Linked DNA regions of Homo sapiens: region 2 is linked to region 1. Evidence: chromatin loops called from intact Hi-C (ENCODE). Cell type or tissue: heart left ventricle. All regions are shown on one strand. Each heading gives the region's core, and the rest is flanking DNA. Links, peaks and the distances in the headings are about the cores only.

Region 1 (10,500 bases), core at 3,656-6,155:
CTAAAAATGTAAAATAGGGGATATGAGATTAGAAGCTTGAATTTGTTGATATTGGCATGTTATATTCATGAACAGCAGGAAATGCATTAAAATATCTTGGTGTGGGCACATCACATCTCAAGCCAATGCTTCAATAATAGCTTGCCTTTTTTTTTTTTTTTTTTTTTTGCATTCCCCTGTGTTTTATGGCCCTGGGAGAACAGGTGATTTCAACAATAGCTGTTTTGTTTTGTTTTGTTTTGAGACAGGGTCTCGTTCTACCACCCAGGCTGGAATGCAGTGGTGTGTCTCAAGCTCACCACAACCTCCGTCTCTTGGGCTCAAGTGATCCTCCCATTTCAGCCTCCTGAGTAGCTGGGACTACAAGCAAACAACACCATGCTCAGCTAACTTTTAAATTGTTTTTAGAGACAAGGTCTCACTATATTTTCAGGCTTGTCTCAAACTCCTGAGCCCTAGCAGTCTTCCTGCCTCAGCCTCCCAAAGTGCTGGGATTACAGGCATGAGCCACTGTGCCCAGTCTCAACATAGCTGTCTTTTAAAGTTACTCATTATATTTTACCCAAAACCGATTTTAAACTTTCACTATAAATATTACTATCACTGCATTCATAATCATATACCATTACACTTATCACAATAGTTTGACAAATGTAAGGGTATTAAGACTCTCAGGAACTCCTTATTCCACTCCTATTATACTTATACTTCCTCTATCTTATTCTTCTTTCCTGTTAGTTCCCTCCGTCTTAGGCTCAGACTGGATTTTTTCCTCATTTATCTCAGTTCTAAAGAAAAAGGAGGCTGGGCATGGTGGCTCATCCTGTAATCCTAGCACTTTGGGAGGCTGAGGCAGGAGGATCGCTTGAGCTCTGGGATTTGAGACCAGACTGGGCAACATAGGAGAACCCACCTCTACAAAAAAATTAAAAATTAGCATGACATGATGGTACATGCCTATGGTCCCAGCTACATAGGAGGCTGAGGCAGGAGGATTGCTTGGGCCTGGGAGGTCTAGGCTGCAGGAAGCCATGATCGCACCAGTGCACTCAAGCCTGGGTGACAGAGCAAGACCCTGTCTTTAAAAAAAAAAAAAAAAAAAAAAAAAAAAAGGAAGGAAGGAAGGAAGGAAGGACGGGATGAAGAGGGGGAAGGGATGATCTTTCTCTGTATGGGCCTTAGGGTTAACTCCTGATCTCAGAGTGAAATACTTTCCTATTCTGGCTGGTCACCTGAACACCTACCCAAATGCATCCATTGAACTTAAATAATCTATAGACAGTTCATAAAATATTTTTTCTGTTTTTGCTTCTAAATTTTTTTACCTGTACTTTTTACATACTTATGAGGTCAAATTGATTGGTCCCATGTTATAATTAAAGAAATGGAATCAGAGAACACTCATGTGACTTGCTTCAAATACAAGCCAAAGTCAGAGTTCAAATTATTCTTTACTAGTTCCTACTTCATTACAAGAAGTCTCCCAAGTTACAAAATAGGTTGTGTTCCAAAAATTCATTTGTAAGTCAGTTATTTGGCATTTGAACTGCATTTTACCATGTGGAAAAAACATGTTATAAGTGATGATTAGGTCCCCAGCTGGCATATAAGAATCTATTTAACTCTTGTGTAACTACAAAACGATACATTTGTAATAAATTTAAAAGAGAATGATAGTTGTGATTCTGATTATGAAGAAAAATAATTTTTTTTTTTTTTTTTTTTTTTTTTTACTGAGGATAAGCAGATTTAATTAGAAGATAGGAAAACATGAAGATTGAGGAGGGTCTAGAGGGGATTTCAGGGTTCTTTGAAGGGAGTTAGAGGTTGATGGGATTCTGTCTGAAGCCCAATGTATTCAGTTCTTGCACTACCATAAAGAAATACCTGGGCTGGGCACAGTGGCTCACGCCTGTAATCCTAATCCCAGCACTTTGGGAGGTCGAGGTGGGCAGATCACCTGAGGTCAGGAGTTCGAGACCAGCCTGGCCAACATGGTGAAACCCTGTCTCTACCAAAAAATACAAAAATTAGCTGGGTGTGGTGGCACACACCTGTGATCCCTGCTACTCAGGAGGCTGAGGTGGGAGAATACTTGAACCCAGGATGTGGAGGTTGCAGTGAGTAAGCCAAGATTACACCACTTCACTACACCCTGGGCAACAGATGGAGATCCTGTCAAAAAAAAAAAAAGGCCGGGCGCAGTGGCTCACGCCTGTAATCCCAGCACTTTGGGAGGCTGAGGCGGGCGGATCACGAGGTCAGGAGATCGAGACCATCCTGGCTAACACGGTGAGATCCCGTCTCTACTAAAAAATATGAAAAATTAGCCAGGCGTGGTGGTGGGCGCCTGTAGTCCCAGCTACTTGGGAAGCTGAGGCAGGAGAATGGCATGAACCTGGGAGGTGGAGCTTACAGTGAGCCGAGATCGCGCCACTGCACTCCAGCCTGGGTGACAGAGCAAGACTCCATCTCAAAAAAAAAAAGAAAAGAAAAAAAAATAACCTGAGACTGGGTAATTTATAAAGAAAAGAGGTTTCATTGGCTCACGATTCTGCAGGCTGTACAGGAAATATGGCAGCACCAGCTCAGCTTCTGGCGAGGCCTTAGGAAATTCACAATCATGGCAGAAGGTAAAGGGGAAGCTGGCCAGAGAAGGAGAAAGTTGGCCGGGGACATGTGTCACATGCTTTTAAACAACCAGATCTCAGGAGAACCCACTCACTATCATGAGAACAGCACAAAGAGGGAAATCTAGCCCCATAATCCAATCACCTCCCACCACGCCCCACCTCCAACACTGAGGATTACAGTTCGACATGAGATTTGGGCAGGACACAGATCCAAACCCTATCAGCCAGTTTCACTTTGAAACTTTTAAGTCATTTGTTGTTATTAGATGCTTCTCACTGGCATGACTTACCCAGCATCTGTGATTAGAATCAGTAGAATTGATTGAATTAAATACCTAGGAAAAAGTAGACTATTTGAGATGATACATTAACCAACCTGGGATGGTAAAAACAAACTAACAAATTAGAAGTATTCTTTCCTTCAGCCCTCCTGATGGAAAGGGCAGGAGGAGTTGACTTTCCCATTTAGCCCAGCAGATTCCCATCAGCTGTGATAGTTTAACTGAGGTACAGGTGGAGGTTGGAGAAAAGCGTGTGCCTGCAGTGATTTCTTTGAATGGAGTGCTCGTACAATGAGAGTTTCTAATTCTGGGAAATAATTACATTGATCTCATCTAGTGATTGTTTCCTACATTATCTAAGACACAATTAAACATCTTAAATTTCAATTAGCTTTTTTAAAAAACGTCCAGTGCTTCTTTAAATGTCCTTTATGTTTTGTTATTTTCATAACCTTTGCATATGGCTTTTTCTTTTGTTAACAACAAAAGGGAGGTTATATTCTTCAGTAAACTGAAGCATAAATGAGCAGATCTTGCTGAGATGGCACATTTAGAAAATGATGAGATTAGTTCTTGCCTCCTGGATCACATTAGTGCTCTTGCCGGTCAGTATATCTACCCTACCTCCTGCTAGTTTAGATAATACATTAACTACTATTACTCTGTGTTGGGTATATTCTTTGAATGTTTTACAGTGGATGTTTGTTTAACACTGGGAACATTGGAAAGTGATTTAATGAAGGAGAGAGCAACTGTATTTACTACAGTTCAGAATCCCTCTCAATGGTCATTGTAAAAGGAAGTTTGGGATTGGCAAGCCATTTTCAAAAGTGATGTAAGACTAATGAGGGAAGTAACATCTACTTGATTTTATATATATTTTGATGTTTTTAAATGCTTTGTCTTCCCACTAAGCAATTTATTAAGAAATTCCTATTGCATGATGTTTATTTAACTGAATTTGTGTATGTGGGGTAGGGTGTGTTTGAGGAATTTTGTCTGAAAGGTAAATATGCTAAATTTACATCCTAGTATGGGCATGCTCTGCTCACAAATGCCTCTGCTGAGCAGTTTACATACTGGGTGAAAATGTACATAGGAATCCTCATGGGGGATCCAGGTTTGCCAGTGAGATTACTATGTACTCAGACTGAAAAAGATGATTTCTTCTGATTACCTGTGTGTCTGCCAGAGGTGGGGAAGGACTAGAAAGAGATTCCTGCACAAGCCGTTTTGTCTACTTAGAGAATGGCATGCTAGAAGGGTTAGCGAGCTAAATTACAGTTTTCTTTTTGTTGTTGTTGTTGGCTTTTATGTATATGTTGAATAGACTAATAGCATTTGATGACCCTTTTTTTTTTTTTTACTGTGAATTCCCGGATTTTGTGTGTATGTTGCTCAGAGGGTAGTGCAGTGAGCAAAGGGATAGGGAGATTGTCTGTTTTTTTGTTTGTTGATTGGACACACTTGCTGCTGGTAATTTGAGCATCTAAGGATCTTCCTTTATATTGAAGCCCTGAACCTTTTGGTGGAAGGAAAAAAAAAAGTAAGAAAAAAAACTCATTTGAAGCAAATCCCACCCATAGTATTATTTTTCTCATGTGCAGGCAATGTCACCTGTAGTATATTATATAGAATTTTGCATCTGATATTTTGGTTGCTAGAATTCTTAGCTTTCCTGACTGGTTTTAATTTATTATTCTCAGACTTGAATGACTAAGGGGAAAAATCATATATTCTTGAGATTTTTCTAAGATACAAAACATTCTTAAGATTATTCAAATTATTTTAACCTTGTACAATGAATTACCCTCAGAGTGGCCCTTCATTTTGCCCGTCACTCCTAAATCAGAACATATAAGCCAACCATGATATTGTTGAAAAGCTAAAGGATGCTATTTGTATCCTCTCCTCTCATGCAAAATGGTCTAGTTCTTAACTGATTACTTGTGCATCTAGGATGGGGTGAGAAGAAGGGCACTGAAAGGAGAGGTGGGCAGGAGAAAAGTGATCAATGGGAATAGAAGAGGGTTTTTAAGGTGCCTAAAATAGCTGGAGGAAAGAAGAGGAGTGCCACTGTGTTGGCTGGTTCCATCACAGATGCTGCGGAATTTCTACCACTGTCTCACAACTCTGCAAGAACCCTCATTTTCAATGAGCTGTTTTTAAATATCATACTTGTCTTTCCTACATATTTGCCTGCCTGACTGTAACTGGGCGATTTTATGATTTTCTTACTTAGAGTCAAGAAATTGGAGCATGGCTATGAGCAATGGAAACAATGATTTTGTGGTTCTGAGCAACAGCAGCATCGCAACCAGTGCTGCTAACCCGAGTCCCCTCACCCCCTGTGATGGAGACCATGCAGCCCAGCAGCTCACACCCAAAGAAGCAACAAGAACAAAAGTGAGTCCAAATGGATGCCTGCAACTTAATGGCACGGTCAAATCATCCTTTCTGCCTTTAGACAACCAAAGAATGCCTCAGATGTTACCCCAATGCTGCCATCCTTGCCCATACCATCACCCTTTGACTAGCCATAGCAGTCACCAAGAGTGCCATCCCGAGGCTGGCCCTGCAGCACCCTCTGCTTTGGCCTCGTGTTGCATGCAGCCACACTCCGAGTATTCTGCATCTCTTTGTCCAAATCATTCACCTGTGTATCAGACTACGTGCTGTCTTCAGCCCTCTCCATCCTTCTGCCTGCATCATCCGTGGCCTGACCATTTTCAGCATCAGCCTGTGCAACAGCACATAGCCAACATAAGGTAAGTGATCCGAAAGTTTTGCTTTTAGCATTCAACTAATGCCACGTGAACATGACAGCTTGTGTTTATTTTCCTGAAAGGAGAGGAGAAAAATGAGGCACAGAAAGAAAACATGAAAACGCATATTCTGTGGATTGTGTGAAGCCAACAAAAACGCAAATAAAATAATACTGTATATCGATTTTATCCACTGACTTGTTAGTCAAATCCTCCCTTCCCCTTTCCCTGTCTGCAAACTGGTTAGGAATATCTGCTAGACCTTGAGTTATAAAATTCAACAAAAAGTTTTATTGTTAGCAATTTCTGTTATTGTACATGGGAAGCATATTTATGATGAGACTAAACAGCAGTCATTTATTTGCTGTTATTGATAGTGGTGAACATTTATGAAAAAGAAGTAAAAAACCCCTTGCCGGCCAGATGCGGTGGCTCATGCCTGTAATCCCAGCACTTTGGGAGGCCGAGGCAGGCGGATCACTTGAGATTGGGAGTTTGAGACCAGCCTGACGAACATGGACAAACCCCGTCTCTACTAAAAATACAAAAAATTAGCTGGGCGTGGTGGTGCATGCCTATAATCCCAGCTACTCAGGAGGTTGAGGCAGGAGAATCGCGTGAACCTGGGAGGTGGAGGTTGTGGTGAGCCGAGATCACACCATTGCACTCCAGCCTGGGCAACAAGAGTGAAACTCAGTCTCCAAGAAAAAAGAAACAACAACAACAACAAAAAAACACCTTGCCTCCTCATGCTGCCTTATGGCTGTACTCAACATTTCTATTCCTGTGTTTTGGTGACTATGTGGTATGCTGAGATCAAATGAAAGTAGCAATTCCCTTCATAGCAGATAAAACCTGTGAATTGTAGCACGGGACTTTTAAAAATATTTTTTGTAAAGCATTTTTAGATCTGGTACCTTGAAAAGTACTAGAAAAATCAATATCATTGCCAGTGCTTATTTCCACCTCAGTCCATAGTTTCTCATATGTATGATTTTCAGCTATTTTTTCCATGGGTAAGTTAAGTTGCATTCAGTATAGGTTAGCAATGGTAATATATTTTACAAAATACTAAGTACTTTCTAGAGACCTAGTATTAGTTCACATTTTTAAGTAATAAAAAGTTTAACTAGAAAAAGAGCATTCTCTTTAAAATTAGGGTATAATTTATATACAGGGAAATGTACAGATTAATTATTCAGTTCGATCAGTGTTGACAAACGTATACAAAAGTGTAACCCATATTTTGGTCTGATGTAGAACATTTCTGTCACCCCAGAAGGTAAGTTCCTTCATGCCCTTTCTCAGTTATTCCCTCTGTCTTCACCAGAAGCAATCACTGCTGAGTTCTATTACTATAGATTTGTTTTGCCTACTCCTAGAACTTCAGATAAGTGGAATCATACAGTATGCACTCTTTCGTGTTTGGCAATCTTTGCTCAGCATAATATTTTTGAGTTTCTTCTAGTTATTGTATGTATTTGTTTTTCCATTTATTGCTGAGTAGTAATCCACTGTATGCATGTAACAAATTCACTTCTGATTAAAGAGTCAGGGCTGGGTGCTGCAGCTCATGGCTGCGGGGATTACAGAATCCCAACACTTCGGGAGGTTGAGGTGGAAGGATTGCTTGAGCCCAGGACTTCAATGCCAGCCTGGGCAACATAGCAAAACTCTGTATCTACAAAAAAAAAAGGGAAAAAAGTCAGATCCAAAAAGGGATTAAGTGATAAATACTTTTCACCTTTATCAGGTTTTGAACATTGTTGAGATTATCTGGTTACACTCTTTTTAAAGAGAGGAAGGGAAACGTGGTAATAAAGCAGAAAGAAAGAGTGAGGAGGGGGAAAGAGGAGAGTCCTTCACAGCATGTTACTGCAGTTTCTGAATACATTTTCCAGACTGGCTTTGAGAGTCGTTTAATTATAGGCTATGATAAGAAGTTCACCACATTTACCAAAGCCATTTCTTAGAAGATTTGTCCTGACCACATTGTGCTACATGGCTAGTTTTAGACTCTTTCCATTTTGAATCAAACTGTGTGAACAGTTGATTATTAAATTATCATAAATATTGATGTTTCAAATAATAAATTATATGGTTGCAAAGTATGAAATAAGATAGATATTTCTGCATTTTGAAGCTGATACCTCCTCTTAAAAAATTACAACATAAAACTGGTGAACAAATAACCAATTCTTTCAGTATGGAAGGTTGTGCCAAGATTTTCAGGATTTTGACTTAGCATTTCTCACTGACCTAATTCAAAAGCAGTGAGATCCCTGTGTACACTTGAAATAGAATGGCATTAAAAAAACGAACTGATAGGCAGGTGGCTGAGCTCATCACTACCCTTGGTTGTGGGGTCATTGTTGGAACTGGGGCTTTTGCAATCATGGTGGACTGACTTGAGACTGTGTATGAGCACTGGGTCCATAGACTTGTCCGTATAGGATTTGTCTTTGTATGTTATCTAAAGAGAAAGAATGATGAAAAGCTAACTGCCTTCTGGAAAAATAGTATTTTATTTAAAAGGGAATTGACACCCATGGAGAAGTTGCTTGGAAGTAAAGGCAGTGGCTGAACTATATAATGTTTACATTTTAAAAGTTATGAGAGAAATAAAAACACTCATACTTAATTTGAAAAACATTAACTTTAAAATTGCCACAATTGTCCATCAAAAAAATTTGTAGAAGAAAGTAGATTAGTATGAAGGAAATTTTTTATATTTAGAATTTTATCTCAAGAATTTGAGCCTTGGCCGGGCGTGGTGGCTCATGCCTGTAATCCCAGCACTTTGGGAGGCGGAGGCAGGCAGATCGCGAGGTCAGGAGGTCGAGACCATCCTAGCTAACACAGTGAAATCCCGTCTCTACTAAAAATACAAAAAAAAAAAAAAAAATTAGCCGGGCATGGTGGCGGGCGCCTGTAGTCCCAGCTACTTGGGAGGCTGAGACAGGAGAATGGCGTGAACCCAGGAGGCGAAGCTTGCAGTGAGCTGAGATCACGCCACTGCACTCCAGCCTGGGCGACAAAGTGAGACTCCATCTCAAAAAAAAAAAAAAAAAAAAGAATTTGAGCCTTTTGGTTATCTGTTTGTAACAGACATAAAATATTTTAAAGATGCCTGCAGAGGAATGGTATGTGTCCATTTGTGTATGTTACATACTTTATTGTGCCTCAATGATTACTTTGCTATTTTCTACATTTACTTATATAATCCACAATGTTTACTGAATTCTTATATGTGCCAGGCACCGAGGATATAATTCCAAACAAGTTGAGACATTCTTTTGCCTTCATACAGCTATAAACTAGTAGGAAGGGAGCCAGTAAAGCAAATAGGCAGGTACAGTATTGTGGTAAGTACTATCAAGAAGGAATACACAGGGCTAAAGATGAAGAAAAGTTACAGATGGAGAGAGAATTGAAGAGGCTTGTCTTTTAGGCAGAGGGAACAGTTTGTGCAAATACTTTTACAAGGTGGTGTGAGCTCAGCTCCAGCATAGGTCAATATGGCTGGACCCTAGTGGAAGAGAGAGTGGTAGCAAGAGGAGAGGTATACTAGGACTAAATCCTGAAGGGTATTGTGAACCACATTAAGGCAATCTCTAGATTTCATCCTGAGGCTAATGAGGACTCATTATAGATTTGTGTGTGTTTGTGATTTTTTTTATTGTGGTGAAATATACATAACATAAAACTTAATATTTTAACCATTTTTAAGTATACAGTTTAGTGACATTAAGTACATTCACCTTGTTGTGCACCCATCACTACTACCTTTGTCCAGAACTATTTCATCTTCCCAAACTGAAACTCCATACTCACTAAATTATAACTCTGCCTGCCCCTGGAAACCACTATTCTACTTTTTGTCTCCATGAATTTGACTTCTCTAGATACCTCAAATAAGTTGAATCCTATAGTATTTGCCTTTTTTTTGTCTGGCTTATTTCACTCCACATAATGTCTTCAAGGGTCATTCATGTTGTAGCATGTGTCATAATTTCCTTTCTTTTTAAGGCTGAATAATATTCCATTGTATATTTATATATTATATTTTATCATTTTATCAGTTACATTTTATCATTTTATCAATTACACAATACATTTTATCAGTTCATTGATGGACACTTCGATCTTTCAGGTATCATGGCTATTGTGAATAATGCTGCTATGAGCTTGGGTTCTGTTCAAGTCCCTGCTTTCAGTTCTTTTGGGTATATGCTCAGACCAGAAGTGGAATTACTGGAGCATATGGTAATTCTGTTTTTAGCTTTTTGAGGAACCGTTTTCCATAGTGGCTGCACCATTTTACACCAGCAGTGCAAAAAGTTCCAGTGTTTCCAGATCCTTGCCGACACTTGTTATTTTATCTGTTTTTTCTTTTTTAAGAGTAGGCATCCTAATTGATGTGAGATTATAAATTTTAAAGCAGAAAAAAAAAACACAGTAAGAAACATTTTAGGAAATTTCATCGTTTGCATTGTGGAGAGTAGATTGAATTGGGTCAGGACCGTTGTAGATAGGAAGAACACTATAAGGCTTGTTGCAGTAGTTCAAGTGAGAAATGTGATAACTTGAACCATGATTTAGAAATAAATTCATTCTAGAGAGATTTAGGAGGTGGAATCTACTAGATTTGGTGGATGATTGGATATCGGAGGGGCAAAGGGAGTAAGAATCACAACTGATTTTCAGTTTCCTGGCTTGAGCAACTGGTTGGGTAGATGGTAATGCCATTCACTAAAATGGGGAAGACAGAAGAAGGGAACTAAGTAAACAGAGCTGAGACATTGAGCTTCCAGAGAGGAC
Region 2 (10,500 bases), core at 4,937-7,436, 48 kb before region 1:
CCAATCATAATGAGTATCACATATGAAATATAGGCTGGCTACTTACTGCATGCATGTGAATGAGACAGAGCAAATCTCTACACACATTATATACATTGAACAAACCATCTTTTAAAAAGTTAAAAATTTCAAGCTGAAGAAGCCAATCTTAAGGAAAAGTTTTTTTAAAGTACAATTTTCTTTGGTATTTTTATTGGGTAAAAAGGGTAAAAAGTTTTACTTTAAGTAAATTTTTTTATGGAGCAAAGGAATGCCGAGGGTGGGGTAGCATAAAAATTGTGAAATTAGAATGCCCAAAGTAATGGGAGAAGCTGTATTAAATTTTGAGTTATGTAGTGCGTTTATCAGAATGTATTCTGTTGTACATTGAAGATAAAAAGCAAGCCAGAAAGTATTTAGAAAATTTTTATTTTCTCCCACATACTGAGAGAGTAACCAAATCGTCTTAAACATCAACAATATTACCTTTTATAGAACAATTAAAATGCAAGGTTTCTTTTTGTTATTTTAGTGACAACTTTATCTTGAGTAACTGGCTTTGTCAGTTGTGTGTGTGTGTGTGTGTTTCTATTTGAAAGGCTGTGAAGAGATTTCTTAGTTTATTCAGTTGCTTACTTTTTTCTCTTTCTTCAAAAAATTTTTTAAATGGGCAAATAATAATTGTACATATCCATGGAGTACATAGTGATGTTTCTATACATATAATGTATAGTGATCAATCTGATTACTTGGAATATCCATCATCTCAAACATTTATCAGTTTTTTGTGTGTTGGGAATGTTACTTTGAGACATTTAAGATAAATGTTTTTTTCCCCTAAGATTCCAACTCTTTAAAAACACACTTTATAATTTGGGTGGAGTATATTTTATATTTTTTATTACACTATATGGCATATTTTGGGAAAAGGTATTGGGATTCTTCTGAGGTCAAGAAGTTTTATGTTAAGAACAGGAGAAGAAAAAACCCTCAAAATCTAAGTAGGCTAGTATTAAATAAATTGATGTTTAATCCTTTGAAAGCCAGGGTTTTGCTTGGTATCTAGTTACCTTGTATACCTTGTCTGCTGAACTGATTGAGGATGGGTGATTCTGTTTTCTTCCAGGAAATGCTTTTCCTCAGTTCCTTAAGCCTCCTGTTTAAAGGGAACTCTTTCAAGAGATTTTCTGATTAAAGATGAGAGAATGCAAACAGTAGCACTTGGGATAATATCTTCTGGCTTTTGTGATACAATTTTTCTTCCAAATGTAAATTTTTCATTGGGTTGGTTTATCATTTTCCCCATGCAACTATTTTTTTTTTTTTTCACAGAGCCACGTTTTATTATAACTACATGAACTATATATGCCTTGGGGCAAAGACTACACAAAACACAGAAACAGGAAATGCCTGTTAGGTTAAGAGACATGGGATAATGGGTAAAAATATCTTTTAAAAATTACTTACTGTTGTCAGCATTACTGCAGTAATATAAAATGAAGACAATTTCTGATTTCATTATCTTGAAAACTTCTTTTACACTTGTACTTTTCCATTTTGTTGTTTCAGAGCAGAAACCTTAACCAAGGAAGTAGTGAAGTTCTGTATTTTTATTCTATGAATTTAAATCATTTTGAAACCAGTCATAGCTTAGAGCTGTGCCTTTCAAGCTGTTTTATTGGCATATGTTTCTAAATATTAAATATCAACTGGAAAGTAGAAGTAAATTAATGTAACTAAAAAAGATTTACTTTAGCATATGAAAGGTTATCATCTCCAAACTGTTAATATTTACAAGTGATTTTTTAAAGTGATAAGCTTCCTTATAGTGAAATACTTATTAAGTAGGCTCATTTATTCAACATGTATAATTATTTATTGCTTTCTATATGACCAGCTTTCTATATGTTAAGAACTGGATATATAATCATTAGTGAGCAAAACATTTATGGGTTCTTCTATTGGAGTTTATGCATTAGTTCATTTGGTAGATAATTGTTGAACACCAACTATGTGCCAGACACTGTTCTATAATTTAGGGTTGTGCTTTGTGGAGGGAGAAATAAGTAATAAATGTGGTAAGTGCTTAAATAAATGATTAAGATCATTTCAGATAGGGATCAGTACTTCAAAGTGAGTAATACAGGGAGAACTAATGAAGTACCTGAGCTGATCTACTTTACAGACTAGTAGAGGAGATAATTTTAGTATAATTAATCACATAGATAAATATGATAAATGCTGTAAAGGAAAAGCAATGAGTGTTTATGAGAGCTGATAAATGAGGGAGATAAGGGATAGTTCATTTTGGGGGAATCGGGGAAGACTTCTGGAAGAAGTAACATTTGAGCTTAAATCTGAGCTACAACTAGGTGTTAGTTTTCTAGGGCTGCCATAACAAGTATGACAAACTGGGTGGTTTAAACAGCAGAAATGTATTGTCTCTCAGTTCTGGAGGCTAGAAGTCCAAGACCAATATGTAGGCTGGGTTGGTTCCTTCTGAGGGCTATGAGGGAGAATCTGTTCCATGCCTCTCTCTTATCTTCTGGTGGTTTGTTGGAAATCTTTGGTGTTACTTGGTTTGTAGACACAATAGCCTGATCTGCCTTCACATTCACATTGTGTTCTCCCCATGTGCTTGTCTGTGTCCAGATTTCCTCTTTTTATAAGGACATCAGTCATACTGGAGTAGGGACCCACCCTACTCCAGTATGAACTCATTTTAACGAATTACATCTACAACAGCTTTTATTTCCAAATAAGGTCACATTCTGAGGTACTGAGGGTTAAGACTTCAATATATGAATTTGAGGGGGACATAATCCAACCCGTAATACCAGGAGTTAGCTAGATGAAGAGAGGAGGGGGGATGACTTTTCAGGAAGAGAGAACAGCATGTGTGAAGGTATTGTGTTGGAGAAGCATGGCTCATTTAAGAAATGAAGTGTAGCTGAAGCATAGAAACTGAGAGGAAGAGTGAAGTGACAATTCCGGAGACATTTTGAAGGTAGAATAGATAGAGGGGACCTAATGACCAGCTGAACATGCTGTGAAGGAAGGAATAATCAAAGATAATTTCCTACCTATAGCTGTGATGAAAGTATTTTCACCATTTTCAGGTAGAGATATCCAGTAGAAAGATAGAAATTTCTTTCTATAGATCAAGGGAAAGATTGAAGCTGGAAATAAGGATTTGGAAGTAAACTATATTATAGGTCAAAAGTAGGCTAAAATTACTCAGGAAGAATGCTTTTAGATGAGAGGGCTGAGACCTAGAACCTTAAAAAACATCCATATTTAAAGAGGGGGCCAGAATAAAAAGCCAACAAAAAAAACAAAAAAGCAGGAAAAACAATATGCAGTAAGAAAAAGTAGATGGATTACTGCTTGGGAAACCAAGCTAGAAGAGAGTTTTGAGAAGGAGGGATTGGTTGATGGCATCAAATGCTACATGAAGGTAAAGTAGGATGAGACCTGGAGAGAGATCTGATCTCATTTGCCAGTTTGAGGTGATTAGTGAGTACAACAGGTTATAGAATAGTGAAAGTGGAAGCCAGGATTTGGGTGTGTGTGTGTTGAGGAGTAAAAGGCCAATGGAGAAGAAGAAGGAGTAAATATAAACAACTATCTTAAGAATTGGCAATGAAGGGAAGGTGATACAGGGAAGCACATACAAGTTTTAGAAGATGGTAGAGAGCTTAGGAAGATCTTGTATGACTGAAAACCAAGAGCAAGAAAATTAATGGGGGTGGGGAGAGGAGAGGAGAGGAGGGAGTGATACCTTACATAAAGATACGTAAGAGAAGTGTTCCCATTTAGGATTTGCTTCCTGGCATTTCTCAGGAATTTTATGTTTTTCTAGATTCCCAAATGCTGAAAAATTTGGTGGGGAAATCAGGAAAACAGGCAGGGTATTGTAATTTTCCTTCACGTTTAGCAGTCAAGGCAGAGGTTACTGATTAAATTCATGGACATCAAGTCTGCAGCAACAGCAGGAAACATGACACAGAGAGTCAAAGGTTAAGATGGCTATTTCTGGGAAGCTGGAGAGGAACACAGGACAGAAAGCTTCACGTCTTATTGTGGCTTTGCCGTGTACTAGTGTGTATTCCTAGCCCTGACTACTGCTAATGGTGAATCATTCTTGCAAATAACGTAAGTATGAATAAGCTTATTCACATAGTATATTTTGTATATGATTCCAGTGAGTGGTGTCCCGAGAAATAATAAGTTTTGACAGCAAAATCTTAAATTGGTCATTTGGACATGTGATTCTTTGTAATGCTATTAATGTTGCTAGGAGATCTGAATGTTACGTTACTTGAATACTATACCTAATAATGTTTGCTGAGGGCTTCCAGTGTTTGGTATCTGCTACAGGCTACGATTATTTGTAAATACTTTTGACAGAATAAATGCAAGAGATGATCACAGTGTGGCTATGGAACACTTTGATGTGAAATCAGAAACATCTGTAATCTGGATTAGCAAAGCAATATTCACTTTAATGGCAAAACCGAAATCAGTGCAAGCATACAAAATATTTTTATTGTTAAAGAAGAAAATGAGCTTAAATGAAGCAAAATGTGTTTGAATGTCCAGCTTGGTGATCACACCAACATCTATGCAACATGAAAGAAAGTTTTCTATGTCTGGAATGTTTGTCATGAAATAAAAGTCAAGTCTCAAGGCAATTAATGTTTTATGTGTTTTAAATTTTTATTAAAAATTGGTGGCTTTTAAATATCAAATATTTGTGATATCATCTGTAAATTTTTAAATAATTTCTATTTGACATGTGTTAATGTTTACTTCACTTGATGTTTTCTATTATTAGATGTCTATATCAGGTATAGATCATTTTTATGTTACGAAAATATCGATCTTATCACAATACCACAATATATTGGTTGATAATTATAAACCATGCCTTTATTATTAAATCTTTTGTGTTAAGAAAACTACTAAAACTTTAGTGGTTTTCTATTAAATGGATAATAACCCTATCATGGAAAAATTATTCACTGTATATAATAATTACTGTCACTCATTATTGTCATGGGATCCTTGGGATGTTACTTCGCCAACTGGAAACCTCTGTAGCTGGCGGAGCCTTCTTCCTGAGCACTGCTTGTGCCTGCTGGCCTCATTCCGCCCACTCGACCTGGCAGGCTGTGCTTGGCTCATGCTACCGGCCCGGATCCCACACCTGCCAAAGGCAAGCCAGGCATGGAGCGGTGAGGGCTGTGTGGGCGAGTGAGTGTGAGGTCTGGCTGCTGTGCACAGACAGCTAGGCACATCAGCTGCTGTGGCAGGGCGGGCAGCCCCAGGCGCCGGCACTGACTCCATGGAAGGCTGCGGCTTGACCAGATGTACTGCATGCAGCTTCCACTGCGGGCACCCATGTCTGGATGAGGGGAATGTGGTGGTGCCTGGAAGCTTGGAGATGCCAGGAACTGCAGAGCCCCAAAGAGAGTGTCACAACCCTGGCTCCGGGAGCTCCTAGATGTGGGCTCCCTTCTCTCCTTCTTGTTGCCCACAACGTGGCTAATGGAGTGGGGGCGTGTTTCAGCCCTGTTTGTGTTACAGCTCTTTCAGCCCTGCCATTCAGCAGGTCCTAAGTTCTTGTCCCGTGTCCAGGAATAATGAGGTACATGGACAACTGGAGTGTGAGCAAGGTGGAGAGGAGCTTCATTGAGTGGCAGAACAGTTCTCAGGAGACCCGAAGTGGGTAGCTCCCTCCCGCAGGCAGGTCATCCCTACAAGTTGAGGAGACGTGAAGTGGGTAGTTCCTTCTCCCAGCCGGTAGTCCCCATGTCTGTGTGAATCTGACTGGGTGGGTGGTTATGGGTCTCATAAGGCAGGAAGTGTGTACTGGTTGATCCATGGTTGGGCCCAGAAAAAGCTCCCTAAGTTCTCACTCCCGGTGCAGACTTCACCTAGAACTGACAGCCCGGTCCCCAGGCTTCAGGCCGTCCCTGGCTTGAAGGTGGGGCTTCACCAGGGACCTACCCCTTTCCACCCAGGAGCCAGTCTGCCTCCTGACACCGTAAGTCACTTTAGTCCATCGCGCCCAGGCTGTTCCTGCAGAGAGGCACCTGCAGGCCAATGCTGAGCCACCCTCAGTGCCCCCTCGGGCTCCCTCCCATACTTGTAGGCACCCAAAGTCCAGAGGGGACTGAGGCAGCAGGGGGCTGGAGTGTTAGCACTGCCTCAACTGTGCACACACCCGCCCGGGTTGCGACAGCGCCTGGACTCGGCTTCAACTTTGCTCCCAAATCAGAGCGAGTGCTGGGAGCAGGGAGCAGGGGGAGGCCAGGCAGCAGGAGCAGTCACTTCCAAGCCTGTGGGGGCAGGGGGCTTCTCGGGCCCCCAAGAGTGCAGAGATGCCTGGGTCCGCAGCCATGGCTGGGTGGCTGTAGCTGCGCCTGGGAGCATGGGGCTCCTGCTTTGCCAATTCGGAAATGGGTGGGGCTCCCACCTGTTCCCGCTCCCGCTGGCTCCCTGGAACAGGCACCACGAACCCGGCTGTGCCTCCCCTGCTACAGCCGGCGACGCTGCAGCGGCTGCTCCAGACGGGCTGCGGGTGCCATCATTATTATTTTAAAACACATAAATAAATATTTGAAAAATACAGAATAACCTACGAGATTGAGAATTCTTGTAGATTCCAATTTATTTCCTAAAGATTTAGAAACACCACCTAAGAGATTGATTTGACCCAAAGGCTGGGATTAAGGACCCACAGGTAGAAAAATAAGCATCTGAGTAGGGACACCCTTTCTTCTTTCCTTATTTTGGGGGAAGGATTTCAGGATGGGTAGAAATACAGATGCATTTGAAAATCTAGAGAATAGTCTCAGTTTTCTTTCCAAAGGAGTACACTCACATTTCTTAATTGTGATGGGCAAAGGGCAGGGCTGAGATACCAGAGGTAGGTTGTTATGGTTTGGAACAGCTGACCAGGGATGAGCCTAAGGAGATACTGTCCAGTTGAATGCTCAGCTGAAGTTATCAGGGAAATTCTGAAAGGCTCATTAGGAACCTTTTGTAGACCTTGGTGCTTTTTTGCCACTGTACTCTTTCCAAGTAGTTAACCGAATACCAGTCAACTTAGAAAATAAATTCAACACATTTTACTGTTAATTTGGCTTATATTTATTGTTTTAAGAATAACTGATTTTTTAAAAAAATGATGAAATACAAACTTCTGCCATTTATCTCATCATTTTTCGCAATCTGTGATTTTCTTTTCCTTTGTGAGGGAATGCTGGGAATACATCAGTAGTTGCCCAGTTCTGACTGTTTATAACAAACAGAATAATTAATGTACATTTTATCTCTTTAAAATAACATGATTGATAAACAGATCAATGGAACAGAATAAAGAGTCCTGAAAGACTCACACATACATGGCCGGCTGATTTTTCAGCAAAGGTGCCAAGGTAATTCAATGGAGAAGGATCAGTCTTTTCCACATATGATGGGTTAACTGGATCTCTTGCAGGTGGAGAGGGAAAACTTGATCTCTATCCCACAGCAAATATAAAAATTTTCTAAAAGTAGATTATAGACCTAAATGCTGTAAACCTAAGGCTATGAAACTTTTAGAAGAAAACATAGAGAATCTTTGTGACCTTAGGAAAGGCACAAAGATTTCTCAAGATTTTTTAAAAAGCCTATTCATAAGATTTTTTAAAGTGTTGATAAATTGGACTTTATCGTAATTACAAATTTCTGCTCTTCAAAAGATACCATTTAAAAAATGAAAAAGCGAGGCTACAAGGTGCAGTGGCTCATGCCTGTAATCCCAGCAGTTTGGGAGGTCCAGGTGGGAGGATAGCTTTACATCCAGGAATTCGAGACCAACCTGGGCAACATAGGGAGACACCGTCTCTACAAATGAAAAAAATTAGCTGAGCATGGTGATGCATGCCTGTGGTCCCAGCTACCGGTAGGCCGAAATGGGAGGATTTCTTGAGCCTGGGAAGTCAAGGCTGCAGTGAGCCATGATCCTGCCACTGCACTCCAGCCTGGGTGACAGAGCACAATCCTGTCTCAAAAAAAAAGAGGCTGGGCGCGGTGGCTCATGCCTGTAATCCCAGCACTTTGGGAGGCCAAAGCAGGTAGATCACCTGAGGTCAGGAGTTTGAGACCAGCATGAGCAAGATGTTGAAGCCCCGTCTGTACTAAAAATACAAAAATTAGCTGGGTGTGCTGGTGGGCGCCTGTAATCCCAGCTACTCCGGAGGCTGAGGCAGGAGAATTGCTTGAACCCAGGAGGTGGAGGTTGCAGTGAGCTGAGATCGCACCATTGCACTTCAGCCTGGGTGACAGAGTGAGACTCTATCTCAGAGAAAAAAAAAAAAAGGTAAAAAGAAAAAGCAAGGTACAAAGTAGGAGAAAATATTTGTAATACAATGTGTGACAAAGGGCTTGTATCTAGAATGTTAAAAGAACTCTTACATGGCAAACAACTTTTAAGAGGTGAGCAAAGATTTGAAAAGACACACAAAGAAGATATACAGATGGCCAATAAGCACATGGAAAGATGAGCATCATCATTAGTCATCAGGGAAATTATTTAAAACCCACAATGAGATACCATTTATAACTGCCAGAATGGCTAAAATGAAAAAGACCAAGGATTTCAAGTATCAGAGAGAATGAAAAACAAGTGTGAAATGGCAAAACCACTTGGAAAGTTTTGGAGTTTCTTAGTAAACATGCATGTACCTTATGACCCAGTAATTCCATACATACATGAAAACATGTGCCCACAAAAAGACTAACTTATGAGTGTCCATGTGAATCTTATTCGTAATAGCCCCAAACTGAAAACAATCTAAGTATCCATGAATAGGGAAGTGGACAAACAAATTTTGATATAGTCATTCAGTGGCATACTCCTCAGCAATAAAAAGACAGCACGGATGAATCTTATAGATATCTGTTGAATAAAAGACTTGGCACAAAAGAGTATATATTATATAGTTCCATTTAGGAAGTTCTAGAACAGGCAAAACTATGATGATAGAAATGATCACAGTTTGCCTGTGATGGGATATAGTGGGGTGATTAACTACAGAGGGTTACAAGAGAACTTTTGGTGGTGATGGAAATATTCTGTAACTTCATTGAGGTTGTGGTTTCATGGATGCATCTATTCGTTGTCAAAACTCATTGCACTGTGTGTTTAAAATTTGTACATTTTATTGTATATAAATTATACCTCAAAGTTGTTTAAAAATAAAAACATGAAACTTTTAAAAATAATGAAAAATATTGTTAGCATATAGTTTTGTATACTTTTTAAAAGCCTTTGTCGGCTAAATTTATGAGGAGTTGTACTGTATTTCTAGGATACTTTATTAAGCCTTCTGGGAGGCAATTCAATGAACCTGTCATTAATCATTTTATTTTGCACCTAATAGTTGTGGTTAAATCTAGAAATAATGAGGTAAGCCTTACTCCCTCAAGGAAACATTTCTTAACATCTATCACTTTCACTTTCATTTGAATGTTTTTATTTTAAAAATACATACCAGTTTTATTATATTTACTTTTCTGTATGTACAGAGGCTAAAGTACTTGGTGTTTTAGTTAAACATACATGTAATGTAAAAACATGTACATGTCCATTTCAGATTTATTTTCAAAAGTATATTCCCCATCGAATCTGAATCATAGGAATATTTAAGTCTTATGTCTTCGCAGTAAGTAGTACATTTTTACTGTAATTTTTTCCCCTGCTTTGTATCTTGATGTCCTGCAGATGAACTGGTGACATCTGATATTCACTAGTCATGTTCGTTGAGGAAAAACATACACTTTCTTATTAAATCCACTTATCTGTAAAGTTTTGGTCAGGGATTTTAGCTTTTATTATGTGGATTATAGCTTATAGTATGTGGAAGAAATCTAACTGCAGGGATATAAACATTGTTTGGGGTGGAAAAAGCCTGCACTAGCAGATGTATTATAAAAGTTGAAGCCAGTATCAAAATGTCTTTTTCAGAAGTGGTAAATAGAATTTTTTTTTAAACACTGAGATCATAGAGCCGATTGTTGGGGAGGGAACACAGTTACTGAAGTATCAACTTTGTTTTTATGTGGCATAGAGTGTTCTTAAAGAGTAAAGGTGATTGGTTGAAAAACAAATGGAAAATTCTTAATTTGTAACTCTTGAAACTCTTCCTGCCAAAAATTTTTTGAAGTGTTCCTTCATTTGTTCATTCATTCAGGAATATATTAATACACTTATCCCTTAAACCATTTTACACATGTGCCATGTACCACTGTTTTTTTTTTTTTAATTTCAACTTTTATTATAGATTAAAGTGTACACATTCAGGTTTGTTACTTGGGTAACTGTGTTATGCTGAGGCTTGGGGAATTTAATAATAACAGAAATTTTTTGAATTAAAAGATGCCTAATGGTTTAAAACATTTTCAAATGTGTCACCCACATGACCCACACGACAGTTTACTGCACTTGGTGGGAAGATACTGTTTTCAGTG

Evidence for each region. Peaks named below come from ENCODE experiments on the same cell type or tissue, not always from the same donor. Only the 100,000 strongest peaks of a DNase experiment are listed, where the experiment ranks them.
Region 2: it touches region 1 in a loop (2.9-fold over the local background); 3 of 110 quality-filtered maps call a loop at or near these places.

Annotation. Positions count from the first base shown.
Region 1 is chr1:222,937,651-222,948,150 of GRCh38, forward strand. It overlaps DISP1 (dispatched RND transporter family member 1), which reads left to right. Exons shown (of 9, transcript NM_001377229.1): 3 at 5,157-5,682. The coding sequence starts at 5,174. It also overlaps the pseudogene NDUFB1P2. Among named protein-coding and RNA genes, the nearest start is that of DISP1, 130 kb to the left of the region's middle. In heart left ventricle, for the core only: no CTCF peak of the experiment used is centred there; no DNase peak of the experiment used is centred there.
Region 2 is chr1:222,888,269-222,898,768 of GRCh38, forward strand. All of the region lies in intron 1 of DISP1 (dispatched RND transporter family member 1), which reads left to right. Among named protein-coding and RNA genes, the nearest start is that of DISP1, 78 kb to the left of the region's middle. In heart left ventricle, for the core only: no CTCF peak of the experiment used is centred there; a DNase peak (open chromatin) is centred at 6,143.